Regions from separate parts of the Homo sapiens genome. Here region 2 is linked to region 1. A link is a loop called in an ENCODE intact Hi-C map of the cell type or tissue named here. Cell type or tissue: GM12878. All regions are shown on one strand. Links, peaks and the distances in the headings refer to the core of each region. The heading gives the core; the rest is flanking DNA. Region 1 overlaps ALPK2 (alpha kinase 2). Region 2 overlaps ALPK2 (alpha kinase 2).

Region 1 (3,026 bases), core at 327-2,826:
TTTTCCTTTTCTTCCAGTTTCAGCCTCAGTGCTGCCACCCTGGACAAAATTTTCTTCTTTACTCCCTCAGCTAAATGTCCACTGCCTGGGGCTTCTGGCTTCCTCTTGACCTCCTCTGACCCCGTCACTGCTGTGAGGGTCCCTGGCGATTTGCCTGCTCGGGCTTCCAGGGACTTCTCTCTCTCCCTGGACTTTTTCGCACAGCCCAGGGTGCCCTTTTGACATGGATCCTGCAGTAATTTAGGGGCTTTCTCTAACTCACGTTCTCCTGAAATAAATGCCAAGGTCTTCGCTGAGGAGCTAGATGAGCTTGGGGGTTTGGTTTCCCCAATTTGAAGCACCTCTATTTTAGGTTCCTCCATTTTGTGGCTTATCAAAAAGTCTGTGACATTTCCTTCAGGAGATGAAGTACAAGGGAACCTGGTAAGATCAGGAGAAGAGGGCAAAGGTTTCCCACGCTCATTCTCAATAGTTCCCCTTTTCTGTGAAACAGGAAACACATACTGACGCTTTCTGGGCTCAACTATGTCATTTTCAGGGACGTCATGAATTTGGCCTGTGGAGTTGTGCGTGTCAACCCCAAGAGAAGCGTGAGTCATTATTGGAAGACAACTAGAAAGAGGTGAAGTGGGGGAAATCAATTCTGCTTTGTCCTTTTTGCTTTGCTCAGCCTCCCCTAAGCTCCCATCACTGCTTTCTTGTATTTGGCCTATGCTACATCCACTTGGAATTCTTTCACCGCCTTCGCTGGGTTGCAGGACTTGCCAAATGGCAGTTTTTGCCTCCTCAGGTTGAATTTGTTCAGCCTCCTGCTTCATACTGCCTTCTTGGCTTCTGCTGATTCTATTTTCACTCAGAATGGTTCCCTGGAGACATGGAACTTGCAAAATGGCCGGCTGGATTTCCGCTTCGTGGCCCATGTTTCCGTCATTTGATTGACCCCCTTCTCTGGCGCCCTGTGGTGTGGTTTCAGAGGGCTCTGGTTTTCCAGCCCTGGTGTACTCTATCACACTTATCTCATCAATGGGATCTACAGAGGACTCTAGGATTTTAGGGCAGGTCAGAAACTTTTTAAAGAAGGCAGTGTGATCCATCTTGAGTTGTTTTTCCTCCTGGTCTTGACTCACATTGTTAACATTTTCCTTCCCTCCAGTTTCAGAAGCCGCTGACAGTGAATCTGTGACAGATAACTCCTTTTCATCTACAGGGTCCACGGATGACTCCAGGAGTCTGGGTTGGCTGAAACCCCGGGAAGAAAGACTTCTCCAATGTACACTGATGGTGGGCTCTTCGCCTTTATGGCTTTCTCTGCTATCAGCAAGGGCTGACTCAGCATCCTCTGGACTGTGAGCCAATGCTGCTATTTCAGAGGGGGCCAATTCAGGCACAACAGCATCTGCCTTTAGACTATCAGGTACAGCCCAGACCTTGTCAGGAATTATGAGACCACCGTCTGATGCCTTGCTCTCAGAATTTGTCAGTTGTCGTGGTGGCCAGATTTCAGAAGCGGAAGCCTCTAGAGTTATAATCTTCAGCTTGTTGCCTGCCTCCCAATTTCCAGGTCTATATTCTTTAGACTCTTCCAAAAGGATATCAGAGAGAGATGGAACGTTGCTCAGAGCCTGACTGTCTTCTTCCCCAGCAGTTTCAGCCACCACGGAGACCCTCGTCCCCCAACCTGAGCGCTGCCCTGCTCCTTCCCTAGAGCTTGCGGGTGAGTGGGCCGTGGGCACCAAGTTTCTTTCCTCTTGTGCAGCAGATGTCGTAGGCAAACTTTGTTGGAAATCAGGTGCAGAAAGAGAACCCTGCTGGGACAGGCTCTGCTGCTGGACCCCCTGCTTTGTTTCACTTCCTCTTTCTTGGAAATTCTCTTCATAGCTCCTAAAGTCTGCTCTGTCCACAGTCTGGCTCTTATCTCCAGACAGGTTATCAACCTGAAGAGGGGAATTACTGCAGAAACCCTCTCCCTCTGGGAGCTGCAGGACATGGTGTGGGACTCCTGGCACACTGGGTGCCCTGCAAAGTAGCTCTTTTGTAGATTTGATGGTAGCACCACTTAAAATATGATCCAACTGCACTTGGGAAGGAAATTGGGAAACCTTTTCATGGGATGCACGAGGGAACCTCTCCTCAGTGCCACCTGCATGCTTGTCCTCAGGAATTGACACAGCAAGGTATTTGGCTGGGTGGACTTCGGTGGCAATGGTAACAGTTGATGTGTCCTCAGTCTCCCTGGTCGCTTGAAAGCACTCATTATTAGCAGTTAATGTTGTTGGCTTCTCCCAAGGAAAACTCACAATTGAACTATAACTGGCTGGTGTGGCTGTGGTGTCTGCGGCACTAGGACTGGGGCTCTTGTCACCTCCTTCTTTAAATTGCACTAAAGGATTGTTCTCAGAAGAAAGGAGCTGTGTTTCATCAAGCCCTCCTGAGTTGCTGGGGCTTGGCTGCTCCTGGCCAGCATGTACTGTGGAGGCCAGTGGGTAGGTGGAATTCTCCACCTTGGCTAGATTTTCTCCTGTGGCACCTTCACTAGCTGTGTGTGAAATGTTCAAGGTGAAAGTACTGGTAAAAAGAGGGGACATGACTGAGTTGCCGTCCTTGCTGCTTTTGCACGTAGACACTGAAGTCTCAGACACTTGTGTCTGAAAAAAGACTTCCAGTGTCTTGTCATTAGAAGAACATAAATCAGATACTTTGTTTTGACCTTCTGCCAGTTCCGTATCTACAGAGCAAATTTCTTGAGGCGAATATTTATCAACTGGTCTCCCAACAAGAGAATCTATGGTATCAAAACACGTTCCTTGGTCACCAGCCTCAAAACACTCCATTGCACACACTGCTTCTCTGTCCCTTGGCTCATCACACACATTTTCCAGGGTGAGGGCAGTATCTGTGGGTTCAGGGGAAGCAACAGAGACAGCCACAGGCTCCCTGAAGTCAGCACGAGCATCCTTGGGGAGATGCCTTGAGAACACACCTGGGGACATAGTCTCATCATTGGCTTCTGAGATGCTCTGCTCATA
Region 2 (2,737 bases), core at 238-2,737, 80 kb after region 1:
TCCTGAGTAGTGGGGACTAGAGGCTTGAGCCTCCATGCCCAGCTCTCTTACAGCCTTAATGAGATATAATTACCATACCATACACAATTTACTCATTTAAGTTGTACAATTCAATGGCTTTCACTATATTCAGAATTGTGCAACCGTCACCACAATCCATTTTAGAGCATTCTCATTACTCTAGAGAATCCCTACACCCCTTTTACCTCCTCATCTCCCCATTTCCACCCTCCCCCCCAACACACACAGCCAGAGGCAATCACTAATCTACTTTCTGTCTGTATGTATTTGTCTATTATGGATTTTTTTTTTTTTTGTAGGGACAGGGTCTCACTACATTGCCCAGGCTGGTCTTGAATGCCTGGGCTCAAGCAATCCTCCCACCTGGCTTCCCAAAATGCTAGGATTATAGGCAGAAGACACAGAGCCCGGCCTATTCTGGACATTTTATATAAATAGAAGCTTTCACTTAACACAATGTTTTTGGGGTTTGACCATATTGTCACCTGTATCAGTACCTCATTCCTTTTTGTGGCCAATCAGCAATGCTTTTCAGAAGCAACTGTTGAGACAGAGGGATGACTACCCCACTCTTCATATTCCTAGGGAAGTTACTCAAATGGAGGGGGACAGTGGCGGGCAGGGCAGCTCTCATAGCAAGAAAACACCCTCCTGACCAGGAGGCCCCATAGAACTGTGAACACAATACAGGCTTTGCCACCTGCCAGGAACAAATCTACATCCAGCTCTGCCAATTATAAGGCAAGGCATTGAACCTACCTTCTCATCTGTAAAAGGAGGGAATGATAATAGTCTAAGGATTAGAATAATGTATGTCAATTGCCTTGTAAATATCTGTTACATAATTAGTTTTCATAATGGTAATCAGCGTAGTATAAGGAAAGAGTTCACTTGTTTCATCAGTTTCCTTTTCTGCTGTGGGTTACCACAATGATTCTTTTTTAAAGTGATATACCAACTAATGTGTAAAAATGTCTCTGGGTGTAATTGTCACCTGCAATAGTAATTTACAGGACATGACCTTCCATTCTCATTCCTGGAGATCACTGCTATGGATGGAGAAGGAGGAAAGGATAAATCCAGCTGTCAAGAGCTGGGCTGACGTTGAGGAGCTTCTGTGTCATCTGTGACTCCTCCCCAGGTGATGACTTCCTGACAGTGTTGTCCCACATGTGAAAATACTGACAAACACACACTATTTGACTCACATAGTCAGTTTAGTGACCACATATCTGAGCCACAGAGCACTGACTGTACTCTGGAGAGGAAAAGGACAGTTAAGTCAGGCTGTGGCTCGTGTTTCGTGGCTTCTCTGAAGGTGAGAACCCTTGATGACAGATTTATCATTCTCTGCTAGAGATGAACAATCAATATTGAATTATTGGTATTAGTGGAGGAGTTTGTGGTAGGCTTCACAGATGACCTTGGGAAAACAATGTGTTAATTGGAAAGAATGCTGGATTTGCCTTTTTTCTTTTCTTTTTTTGCTGTGTGGTTATGGTGTTATGATATATCTGTATATTTATTGGTTTCCATCCACAGTTCCTGGCTCCTAACTCCCATAGTCCTTGTTATAATGTTGGGGCACTTTTGGCCTTGGGAAACAGAATCTCTCTCTCTGACCTTCTATCCTTCTTTTACCTGTCCAAGGCAGGACTCTGTGGTCAAAAGGCCCTTATTCCAAAAGACCCTCATTCCTGCCTCTTACTCTAGAGGAAAGAATGCCACACAGAGAAACGAATGCCAAGAAAAGTCTGAACAGACAGGCCTTGCTGGGTTCAGATCAGGTGCTTTTTGTCCAATCACATTTCTACATAGTTGTCAATCGTGCCTATGTAGCGAAGCCTCCATAAAAACCCAAAAGGACAGGGTCTGGGGAGCTTCCAGAGAGCTGAACACGTGGAGGCTGACAGGAGGTGAAGAACTCATCCACACACTGGGAGGGTGGCACATCCCAACTCCATGGGGACAGAAGCTCCTGCAAATCGCCTATGGATCTCTGCAAAATCGCCTGTGGTTCTCTGCATCTGGCAGTTTACTTGTATCCTTAAAATAACCTTTGTAATAAACCAGTAAATGTGTTTCCCTGAGTTCTGTGAGCTACTCTGGCAAATTAACCCCAAGAGGTGCTCATGGGAACCCCAACTTGAAGCCAGTCAGTCAGAAGTTCCAGAAGCCTTGACTTGCAGCTGGTGTTCCGGGGGCTTGGGGGGTGGGTGAGGAGTAGCCTTGGGGACTGGGCCCACAACCTGTGGGATCTGACACTATCTCCAGGTGGACAGAGTCAGAACTGAAGCCGAGAACACCCACCAGTGTCTGCAGCTTGGCGTATGGGGTAAATCCACCACAACTTTGGTCACGGAAGTCTTCCTCTTCTTCCGTGTTGATGATTGTTGTTGTGGTGGTGGGAGAGCAGAGAAAAAACAGTTTGAGAGAGATTTTCCCTAAACAGTGGATTGTGGCAAGTTTCTTTTTATTTGTATTTGAATTTATTTATTTATTTATTGAGAGAGTCTCACTATGTCGCCCAGGCTAGAGTGCAATGGCACGATCTCAGCTCACTGCATCCTCCACCTCCCGGGTTCAAGCGATTCTCCTGCCTCAGCCTCCTGAGTAGCTGGGATTACAGGCGTGCACCACCACGCCAGGCTAATTTTTGTATTTTTAGTAGAGACGGGGTTTCACCATGTTGGCCAGGCTGGTCTCAAACTCCTGG

What was found. Hi-C counts contacts between places; a loop is a spot of excess contacts. Peaks named below come from ENCODE experiments on the same cell type or tissue, not always from the same donor. Only the 100,000 strongest peaks of a DNase experiment are listed, where the experiment ranks them.
Region 2: it touches region 1 in a loop (4-fold over the local background); 15 of 110 quality-filtered maps call a loop at or near these places.

The regions. Positions count from the first base shown.
Region 1 is chr18:58,534,947-58,537,972 of GRCh38, forward strand. ALPK2 (alpha kinase 2) reads right to left here. Exons shown (of 13, transcript NM_052947.4): 5 at 1-3,026. Among named protein-coding and RNA genes, the nearest start is that of ALPK2-AS1, 21 kb to the right of the region's middle. RefSeq lists enhancers at 354-403, 396-1,595, 514-733, 794-993, 1,554-1,613 and 1 more. In GM12878, for the core only: a CTCF peak has its summit at 1,741; DNase peaks (open chromatin) are centred at 505, 875 and 1,876; H3K4me3 peaks cover 2,383 bases; H3K27ac peaks cover 2,500 bases.
Region 2 is chr18:58,614,680-58,617,416 of GRCh38, forward strand. All of the region lies in intron 1 of ALPK2 (alpha kinase 2), which reads right to left. Among named protein-coding and RNA genes, the nearest start is that of ALPK2, 13 kb to the right of the region's middle. RefSeq lists an enhancer at 864-933. In GM12878, for the core only: no CTCF peak of the experiment used is centred there; DNase peaks (open chromatin) are centred at 707 and 1,222; H3K27ac peaks cover 1,481 bases.